Linked DNA regions of Homo sapiens: region 2 is linked to region 1. Evidence: chromatin loops called from intact Hi-C (ENCODE). Cell type or tissue: B cell. All regions are shown on one strand. Each heading gives the region's core, and the rest is flanking DNA. Links, peaks and the distances in the headings are about the cores only. Region 1 overlaps CGNL1 (cingulin like 1). Region 2 overlaps TCF12 (transcription factor 12).

What was found. Hi-C counts contacts between places; a loop is a spot of excess contacts. Peaks named below come from ENCODE experiments on the same cell type or tissue, not always from the same donor. Only the 100,000 strongest peaks of a DNase experiment are listed, where the experiment ranks them.
Region 2: it touches region 1 in a loop (24-fold over the local background); 2 of 110 quality-filtered maps call a loop at or near these places.

The regions. Positions count from the first base shown.
Region 1 is chr15:57,523,877-57,532,488 of GRCh38, forward strand. It overlaps CGNL1 (cingulin like 1), which reads left to right. Exons shown (of 19, transcript NM_032866.5): 12 at 705-875; 13 at 4,778-4,939; 14 at 7,814-7,903. Among named protein-coding and RNA genes, the nearest start is that of GCOM1, 64 kb to the right of the region's middle. RefSeq lists an enhancer at 3,414-3,997. In B cell, for the core only: CTCF peaks have their summits at 3,827 (motif pointing left) and 4,029; a DNase peak (open chromatin) is centred at 3,755.
Region 2 is chr15:57,212,785-57,215,284 of GRCh38, forward strand. The region is part of intron 8 of TCF12 (transcription factor 12); the gene reads left to right. Among named protein-coding and RNA genes, the nearest start is that of SNORD13D, 65 kb to the right of the region's middle. In B cell, for the core only: CTCF peaks have their summits at 1,224 (motif pointing left) and 1,430; a DNase peak (open chromatin) is centred at 1,227.

The sequences.
Region 1 (8,612 bases), core at 2,604-5,103:
AGTTAGTAGAAGAAGGCTGTGTGTCAGTGCAGATGGAACCAATGTTGAGTGAATCAGAATCGACATCTCTGTGCAGAGTCTCTACCTTTGCATCTCTATTGCTTGTCCAGGAGTGTGAAAGGCAGCTTCAGAGCTCAGTAGCTGCTGCTCTTTCTCTTTATGTCTGCCCCACCATACCCAGAAGGGGTAAAGGCACAAAGCTGGCAGGCTTTCTGTATTCTGGGAGTTGACACGAGTGTCTGCTGTTTTCTGACATGTATTATGTACCAGGCACTTTACTAACTATTTTGTTTCTAACTAGAATTTTATCTGTATCTGCTGATAAAATTTTATCTGTATCTGTGGATACTAATTCTGACAACAACCCTGTAAGGTAGATATGATTTCGGTGTTTCCAGTGTGGACATGGCCAGGGCCCAGAGAGGTTAACGACGTGCCCCAGTCATGTACTGGTAAGTGGCACAGCAGCCCTAGGACCCTGAGGCTGTGTGCCTGGCTCCAAAGGACGTGCCTGCTCACTCCTCCATGCTGCTTCCAAGTCACAGGTGCCCACACCTGGCTGACTCAGGATCAGGTGCTGGGCCATCTTTGAGGGGGCCATAGAAGAAAGGGAGAAGAGGAGATGTGCTGTGTGTTGAAATGGGACCCAGACCCTGGTCTCAGAGCATCCCAGGGTGGGCTCACACCCGTGTCACTTCTTCTAGATGGCAGACATTGTTGAGGCCTCCCGTACCTCAACCCTGGAGCTCCAGAACCAGCTGGATGAGTATAAGGAGAAAAACCGCAGGGAGCTCGCAGAAATGCAAAGACAGTTGAAGGAGAAAACGCTGGAGGCAGAAAAGTCCCGACTGACAGCCATGAAAATGCAGGATGAGGTAATGCCTGGCCAGATAAGTTCTTCCTTTATCCCTTATTCAAAGTATCCTTTGCCCTGAAAGTCTTCTGTGAGGGACTTGGGGGTAGATTCGTGAGACAGCTTTGGTGCTTGACTCTTCATTCTTCACCTTCTGGATGGGTTCCGTGGGCAAATGGCATTCTGGAGCACAAAGGACCCACCGGCGGACTGTGAGGCTAAATGGACACAGCTTTAACCTGACCATTTTCTTGATGAATCTATAATTTTTTGCCTAAAATGTTTAGCTGCCATTTATGGAGCAGCCATGATGTGCCCAGCTGTGTCCAGATGATTTATTTATATGCTTTCATGTTTTAATTTAATCCTAGAATAGGGATTACAGTAACTGACTGTTTTTTGGCCATTGATTTTTGAAAATACAGACTTTTATTGGCATGAGGGTGGCGGACAAGAGTTTCACAACAACAATAATGGCGAGTAAAAGAAATCCTCAGGAATTTATGAGTATTGAAATGATTAAAACATTCGTTTTATATTTAAGAATAATTGAGCAAAGAAACCCAAATGCTAGCTCCCTTCAGGCTTGGCCTCTCAAGAACTGAGAAAAAGAAAGGGGATGTTTTTGATTGTTTTAATGGAAAGCCGGAGGCTTCAAAATGTAAGCACAGCCTATGCTGATTTCTAGCTATACCTCTTGCCAACTGGGTCACCTTGAGCAACTTAACCCCAGTTTTCTGAGCATATGTTTCTACCTCTTTAAAAATATACCAAATATTAGTGACTTAATTAAATGAGTTAATATGTGAGACTGTGTAGCAGCGAGTCTGTACATCCCGGACACTTCATAAATATTAATTTCCTTTTCTTTAATTTTAGGGGCTTATTTTTCATGAACAGTGCCGAGAGCACCAAGATTCCACAGGAAAACATTTTTTTCTTTAAAAAACAAACTTTAATTTCTTTGATGATCAAAGAAAAGTCACCCATGAGTCAGTGCTGAAACTGTGTAAAAGAACAATAGATATTTATTGCAGGCTTCTAGAACACTCTTGAAAGGCCCCTGATAATGGATCCCCTTTGGCTCAGGGTTATGTGATACAGGACTCCAAGTAAGCAGTGAAATTAGCGCACTGACATCACAGTTCTCTTTGGTATTAAAAAAAAAAAAATCACATTCATTACTACAGCACAGAGGCAGAAGGATTCAGGTATCTGCCAGAACACCAACAAGCACCTGGTCTGATTTGACTTCAGAAGATCACAGTGTCACAATGACCCCTGAAAAGTACTTCCCGTTGCGTTTTATATAATGATTTTTATGATAGAATCCTTGGGTTGGAAAGAAACATAGAGATCCTCTAGTTAGATAAGGAAACTGAGGTCCAGAGAGACTAGTTAAGGCCAGATGGAGACCAGTATTGTTTATAAAAGAGCAGTCCTTCCAAAACAAAAAAAAAAAAGGATTCCTTGCAAGGAAAATAAAGATGGCCCTTCCTGGATTTTTCTCACTGATGCAGCCCTGTGAGACACTGTTTCCATGTGAGCAACAGACATGGACACCTCATCATTCTGCAGGGAAACTGCAGTGAGATACCACCCTTGACTAAGTTGGTAGAGTGATGGAGTTGTTTAAAACAAAAGTGAATTAACAAGCCAAGGTCTCTCTGGATCCTTAAAAAACTCAGGCTCAACTCTGTTCACTGCCCCTCTGCTTGTGTTTTGATTGAGCTGGTTGAAGATCTTGGTTAAAAAAAAACCCCAAAAGCTACAGGAGTCCGTTCTAAGTGCTGTAATAGTGGCTGCCTTTGCTTTGAGAGAAATAGGCATTTTTCACCCATTCTACCTCTGATAAGCATGATCTTTAGAGAATCGAGACTTAGTGATTACCATTGTTCAGTTTATTTTCTACATCTCTTTTAGCAAAGGGTGATTTTAACTACTTAAAGGTAGCACTAGGAAGTTCAAAAGTTGTTTGCTTGCTTATGATTCAGGATACATTGTTCACAGACACCATGCTAGTTAATCTCTTCTGCCGGCCCTCGTCAAGGACTCTGAGTATGATGGGGCCCTTACCGGGTGTTAGGAGGGACCTGCTGGGTGTGGAAGGTGGGGCTGTGCTGAGCAGTGGAGGAGGGCACGCTGGGCATTGGGAAGGGGGACAGGAAGGAAACGCAGGCTGCACATTTGCCTGTCATTCTTTCTGACCCTCACACTCATGTTCTTTCTGGGTATCATCTCATTTGATTCTCATAATAGCTTTAGAAGGCTGATTTTATAATTATCCCAATTTTGTGAATGAGGAAACTGAGTCATAGAGCGTTTTTGTTTTTTGTTTTTTTAACGCTCTGGAATATAGCACATCCTCTGTATCCAGAAAATGTCCCATCACTGTTTTCCATGGGGTGATTTTCATTCTGTGCTTTCATGTACTTTCTGTCATGGTAACCACTAAAACCAGATGTGGGTCTTCATCTGGAGATGTCATCTTCAAGGCTAGGCTGTTCTCTTAGAAATGCCCAGTGCTCCTGTCAGCCTCCCAGAGAAGAACACATTTCCTCAAGCTTTTCCACGGGTTCTCCAAAGCTGTCCTCAACTACTGGGGCTTTCCAACTCTTCTGTGCCAGACACTGCAGAAGGGTGGCATTCTGTAGCGGAGATGGCCATTCACTTTCATATACTCTGAAGGAAACAGACCCCCTGGTGTATTATTCTATTCATGAGACTAGCTCTACTCAATACTAGTACCAACTCCAAGAGGGTAGGACACTTAGAACAAAGCAGACAGCCTGCGGCTTCACCAGATCAGCCCACACAGATGTTTAAGGAAGACCTACTGTGCCCTGAGCTGGCTGGTCTCCCCAGGGAGCTTCTAGAGAAGTTCAAGACACTGACTGGCCCTTGTGAATCAAGCTGTTTTGTCTGTTGCGCTTTCTTCAAAGCTGTTAGTTGAGTGCCACCTTGTGGATGGAAAAAACAACAACATTATAAATTAAGCTAGCTAATCATGTTCTTCTACAAAGCAGTGGCTTTCCCTAATGTGCCTGTGTATGTTGTTAGGTTTTTTGCCAGTAGGTTGCTTTGCGGTCATTAATTCAGTTGTGTGTTCTTTTTCACTGAGTTGAAACCTCTTTTGAGGTGACAGTGATACAGGTAGACAATAAATTACCCCCTGGGAAACATGTATTTAGTTAAGGGGCTCTCGAGAGGTTTTAACATGACCTAGTAAAAACGACATTTTGCATTCAGCTGAGCACGGTGGCTCATGCCTGCAATCCCAATACTTTGGGAGACTGAGGCGGGCATCACCTGAGTTGAGAAGTTCGAGACCAGCCTGGCCACCATGGTGAAGCTCCATCTGTACTAAAAATACAAAAATTAGCTCAGTGTGGTGGCATGCACCTGTAATCCCAGCTACTTGGGAGGCTGAGGCAGGAGAATTGTTTGAACTCAGGAGATGGAGGCTGCAGTTAGCCAAGATCGCACCACTGCACACCAGCCTGGGCAACAAAGCAAGACTCCATCTCAAAAAAAAAAGACAAAAAAAAACTATATCTTGCAACCCAGGAATACACGCATCTGCACAAATATATGAATGTCTAGCACAAAAGATTTGCAAATCAATATTTGCTAATACTCTGCTATTTTTTTCTGTTCTATTTAATTAAAAAATGCTGGTCAATATCTACCAAATAGAATTTGTAACCTAATAGGTTGCTGCCTGTAGCTGGAAAACCTCCTCTTTTTACAAAAAGGAAAGTAAGGCCCAGAGGGAGGTAGGACTTGCTCAAGGTCTTCTGATCTCCCATATTGTGGGAGTCCAGCTGATCTTCCTTTTGGTGGGGTCAGCCTGTGCACTGTCTGTGGAGGTCTCTATGCTCTTGATGCACCCCAGAAAACCATCCCAGCTGTCTCTCCTCCTAGATGCGTCTGATGGAGGAAGAGTTACGGGACTACCAGAGAGCTCAGGATGAAGCACTCACAAAAAGGCAGCTTCTGGAGCAGACGCTGAAGGACCTGGAGTATGAGCTGGAAGCCAAGAGTCACCTCAAAGATGACCGCAGCAGGCTGGTCAAGCAGATGGAGGTCTGTGGGCCGTACAGTGTGAGCTGGGGGACCTGCAGAGAGCGAGGCTGGGCCACGAGAGAAGCAGCCTCTTTGCTCTCAGCTCAGCCTTTGGGAAGTCTTGGATTTTTATTCTCTCCCACAGCTGGGTGTAGTGAGGTTATTTCTTGATTGAAGGAAGGGGCCAGTCATTTATAGACTCAGGACATCAGAGCTAGAAGGAATGATGGATATAAATTAGTCTAACATTCTCATTGTCTTGAGAGGAAATGGAACAGATTCTCAGGGACATTAGGTGATTTTGCCTAAGGGCACAGATAGTTCCTTTTCTGTTTGTTCTTTGGGGCAGTGCTTCCAGCTAACTAGAAGGAACCAGACTGCTGCATGTCCAGAGAGGAGCCTCCTAGGAATCATCATTCTTCATTTGCCACACCACATTCTCCATTCTTGCTTCCTGTTTCTGGCCCATTTTCCCTTAGAGGTTATTGGGCTTTGCCAGAGCTCGCAGCACACTGTGGCTCAATTTACTGTGGTATACATAGTATGTACATAGTCCAAGACAGCATATCAGAAAGTGCTGAATGCACTCACCAGATGGGGGTGATCTAGTCACAAGCTGAAAACACCACATATTAGAAAAATGTAAATGAAGTAACAGAATCTAAGTGTGAACAGTTCACTGAGGTTGACAAGAAGAACCTTAGAATCACTCCATCTGAACTTTTAAAAAAGAATAATTCTTAGGAGCAAAACTAACCCCCAGAAACACACACACACACACACACACACACACACACACACACACACACACACACGCCCCAGTAGAATTTAGAGAGAGGGAGAGACACTGAAAAAATGGAATTGAGAGAGACACTAAAAAATAGTCTCAGTCTTTTCAGAGAAGTTAAAATTGTCAAAGTTTTGATAAAAGACAGTGCTCAAGGCCATGGAGAGATGGCTTAAATTCAAAATCAATGGAATTCCTGATTCAACTTTGCAAATAAACAGAAATAATTTTCAAAACGTCCAGGGGACTTAGTAGCTGTTTATATCTAGGGAGTGTTGTTTAAGTCATTGAAGATTTTATTAGATGGGCCTCTTTTAGAGACTAGAATAACCTGATTACAGTTTTATTGCTCTTTTGTTGGACTGCTGTACATTTTGCTAATGTCCTGGCTCTGATCTCTTTAGGGGAGGTAATTCTAAGGCAAGCTAAGGTCAACCCACTTAACTAGAAACTGATTATTCTAGGGCCTTAAACAACCTGGCTCAAAACAAGCTAAAGCCCCTTCAGGCAGTGGAGGAAGAACCTTTGGAGTAATGGCCCTGGCCGGCACCCTTAACACTCCTGCTGGGTTCTGTGCAGTATGGCTTTTAGGCAAGAAGACAGTCTTATAAAGAGGTGCTTTTAGCTGGTGATTGGGTTGTTAGGTCATTTCCACTGCTATATCCTGACTAAAGAGATCGTTTCCTTTGGCCGACTTAGGTCTAGAAGGAGTGGCATAGCTAAGCTTCATTTGCCCCTTTGCAATATTTAGCTATTTTCTCATTAATTACAAAATGAATGGCTCTGAAGACCCTGCTACCATGAGATGCGCTTGAGGGGTGTTTCGTCCCCTAAGAGGCGGCAAGCAGGACCGTCTTGCTGTGACTACGTCTTGCCTGCTCCTTCACTAGCACTTAAATTAATTTTCAAGACTCAAGAGCTCTCCTAACGACGGACATTTTCTGTAAACTCAGGTGGCTGTTGTATGTAAATGCAGCTCTTGTGGATCCTGAGTGATGTCTGACTATAGTGAGACTGGTCTTGGAGGCATCAGGAACCACTGAATAAACAGGAGGCTTCGGTGCAGGGCCCAGCTCCAATCCAAGTTGGCCTTAGAGATGCTTGGCTCCTGGGTGAGGGTTTTCTAACTTCCCTATAGGTTTTGATCACTACCTGGGGGCCGTTCACAGACAGTCACTCACTCACAAGAATCCTGGGTGTTTTATTGTGATAAATAGAATAATATTTAGGGATAGAGGTGCCCATTGCTTGTCAATCCACTTTGGCAATTGCAGAGACAATATTTATATACAAATGCTGCAGGTTCACATTTAAAACTTGGAATGCCAATTGCTTTTTAGCATTTGTGGCTCTGAGTTTACTTAGACCTATGACAGATTGGCTGGTGACAGGAGAAACACGTGCTCAAGGCTGACAACCCCCAGTTGTAAGTGGGGTGGTTTGTGTTAGAAGCCTCTTTTCTTCATACACAAAGCTGCTTTGAAATGTTTTTCTCTGAACACTCAATTAGGTTAGATTAGGAGCCAACAAAGAAACCACCAATTATTATTCTGAAGTGATGATGAGTTTAACAGAATTGGTTAGCACTGTCTTTTGGTTAATCCAATGCAGGTTTGGGAGTGCATCGTGCAAATGCATGCTGTTCCTTAGAAGGCTTAGAAGGCTGCTGTAGATTGACTCCTGCAAGGCTCTTGCAGACAAAAGATTGTCCGGAGCGTCAAGTGTTTTTTCCACATTGTCTTTTAACAGGCACTGGCTTGGGTAGATCTGTTTAAAGTTATTGATTCACAGGGAGAAACAGAGACTTGACAGAAACATGCTCAAATATCCTTAGTGTTTGCATTAGGGTTTGGGATAATGTTTTTTCTTCTTTTATGTGTTTTCTACATAAACATTTTATGTTACACATTTTACATTACAAGTCATGAAACACATAGTTTAAGAAATATCTGCTTTGGGCAATGTAAGAAATAGATATATTGTTTTTCCAAACTCTAATGGTAGTTAGCTCTCATTTGCCCTTAGGATTGTTTCTCTGTGGGGGAGCCTTTGCTGTTAATCCCGGTCAGTGCAAGTTAAGTCAACTGTGTTTGTGATTTCCTTCTTAGGACAAGGTGTCTCAACTGGAGATGGAACTGGAAGAAGAGAGAAACAACTCAGATTTGCTGTCTGAGAGGATCAGTAGGAGCAGGGAACAGGTACTATTCTATAGGTGAATGATGCGTGGATTGTCCTGTGTGAAAAAGGAACATGAGGGGTTAATCCTGGGGCTTCAGTTAAGTCCAGGAGAGAAAAATTCATGCCATCTAGAAATTGATGGAAGATTGAATAGTCATCACCATAGTGAGCTTCTAGGAGAGACTTTGACCAGATTACTTGTATTTTAGATTTTAAATTTTACTCCTTGGTCAGATTATTTCCTGATCTATACCTAGCATCATTTCAAGGTTTTTAGGTTTTGATTTCATCTTTTTCATTAAGAAAGTGCCAATGCTAGTCAAGAAAGAGTGAAGGGCTTTCTAAATGTTGATATACAGTTCGTCTAGCACCATTTCCAGGCTCTAGGCGTACAACTGGGTAAGTTGTCATTAAAAGCACATTCTATCATTAGAAGTTTCTACATGTATCCACAGGTGTCTTGTAAATGAAGGGCTGAGACTAGTGAATACAAATTAATTATCTTTGAAACTGCTGCTGAGTGTTCTGAATCCTCTTCCCAAAATGCTTCCATATTTTATCTGTCAAGTGGTTTGGGCATGCACTGGGGACACAGAAACTAGTTAACAGTACCTCTGTTTCCTCGTGATCTCACTGCTCTCCCCAGATCTCACTTGCCACTCCCAGTCTATCTCAAAGCCCCTCTGAACCTTCACTTAATTAAAAAATGGAAACAGAGGTCAAAAGCCT
Region 2 (2,500 bases), core at 1-2,500, 310 kb before region 1:
CTCAGGGAGAGTCAACGACCTACCCTAAGCTCTCTTGCCTCCTGAGAGGCAGAGCTGAAACCTGGATCCCTGTCTCCTGACTCCCAGTTTAGTGCTCTTTCGCGTTACATGATATAACTCCACAGTTTTCTGGGACCTGAGTAGCCCATCTTATATTACATAGAATACTAATGAATGATAGGGAGAATACTTCTGCCCTACTGCATACACATGTGCTACTGCTACATAGAACAAGTAGCTTAACAAATTTCTTCCAAGTTTTATATCTGTTTCCCAGTGTCTGTTTAGGGACACTTGTCATTGTTAGGAATAGTGAAGCATAACCAAATACTGGTCAAGCACTGCTTGTTTTGCGTTGTTCTTTGTTGAAAATGTATGACTGACACCATTTCCCATCTTTTTCCCTGTTGATGTCACTCTTCTTAGATGTCTTTTCAAAGTGAAGTATTTTTTGGCTTTTGTTAAGAATGGTCACCAGAATTTACTAATAAGAAACCATTCTTAAAAGATACGTCTTTTCATAAATTCAAGATCTGTATGATTTCTTCCAGTGAATATAGCAAAAATTAGCTTTGCTTTTTTACTTTATTGTCACAAATGTGAGGGAGGATGTTTTGGTAGACTCAACATTTATTTAGAGGCAAGAAGTATTAAAAAATTACTACCACTAGCAAGAATTTTTACTGAAACAAAAATATAGATTGGGGACCAAAAAATAACTTAATGTATAAGTTACTTACAGCTTTGGATTGCAGATTTTTGAAATGGTTCTGGGCTAAGATGCAGATGTTAACTTCTGGTCTTTTAAAAAATGAATTTAAAATAGAATAGAATATCTTGGTGCTGTTCCATTTCTCATAAATTGAAAGGATCTGATGTCTTCCAGTTCAGAAGAAAAAAAAATCGCACAGGCCAAAAGAAGAAACAAAAAAACGGGTGGCACTTTCTTTAAGAGACAGCTAATTTGACCCAAGACATCATGTTCACAAAAATTATTTAGCTTTACAGATGATTTTGAATGATAGCTTTGTTTGCCTACAGTTTTGTTTTGTTGTTAGATTGCCTAACGAGTCAATAGCGCAAAGCCTTGTGTCAGTCTTGAAAGCTCTTCAGAAGTGCTGGTTTCTTAAGGAATTTAAAAACCTGAGGGTCATCCTCATTGTTTTTTTTAATGTGTGCATACACACACCTTTAGGCAGTCCTTTGATTATGGAGCCATCTGCAGGAAAATTATCAAGTTGCAACATAGTTAATGATTCTCTTACTGTGTTACTTCAAGTGGTAAATGAGAAGTGACAAACTGCAATTCACGTAGGGAAGGAAAGGGGAAAGAAAGGGACAGCCAAGAGATGCAGGGGCAGGGGGACCCCCCCTCTTTAATTTTTCAAAGAAAACTGCTTTGTCGTTGTGAGTTTGTGATCAAAAGAAACGTGCAATTTGCTTCAGATTTTACATATTCTCAGTAATTATATAGTTCTGTCTCATTTGAAGGGTTATCTAATGATTGCCTTTTAGAAGCTTTGTATGATCTGTCAGTTCTGTTCATGTTGATGTCGGAGGGATACAATTTATTCACCTCAGAAAGAGATTTATTTGCTTTCTTCTCCAGGAGGTATGGCTGTTTTTACATATCCTCATTATAGTCGTATGGTTGTCAAAAGGAAATTAATTGTTCTTTTGCCTTAAAAATGCAGTTTACAGAGGTGATTGTTTCCATTGGCTATATAGGTAGGTGTTTTCTGTTTTGTTAATCATTAAGCATTTCTAAAACTCAATTTAGACTTGAGATATTTGTAAAGAAACAGTATGACATCTGATATCCTGTATCTGAGACAGACGCTATTTTATGAATTTTAGCATGTGTCTTTACATTGTGTTGAGAAGTGTATATTTATATGTGTTGATATCCAAATAAGTTATTTACCAGTACTCAGACTAATCTTTAATATCCACTGGTTATTGGTTTGGTTAAGATTTTGGTAATCACAATTGAGGCTTAATTGGAACAGTTTTTTTCATGGAGTGCCACTTGAGTAAAGATCACAAAAATCAAGTCTTTGATTTTTAAGATTTTCATACAGTGGAAAGATAGTAATTAGAAGGCTTTTTACTGATAGACTGGGTTATCAGCAAGATGGGAGTGATTGTTGAATTAAAAGATGCACTATTGATTTTAGATCAATAACACTATTAACTTTAAATAATATGCATTGAATGCTAGTGGATTGGTTTGAAAATGATGCATTATTTCACTGGAGTTTTATATTCTTGATTTCTTTCTTGCAGAAGTAAATTTTCTAAAATGTGAGGATATTAGAAAAACCAGAATAACAACTTTCTGAACATATTTACAAAGTAGCATATACTACCAGAGAAGTCTGCAATATAATGTTCAGATATAAAACCTGGAATTTTGATGTCTGACTTAATTAGCAAGGCTAACTAAAATACTGCACATTTGAGAGACAGCATTCACTCACATGTCATCTCTTTACAAGGT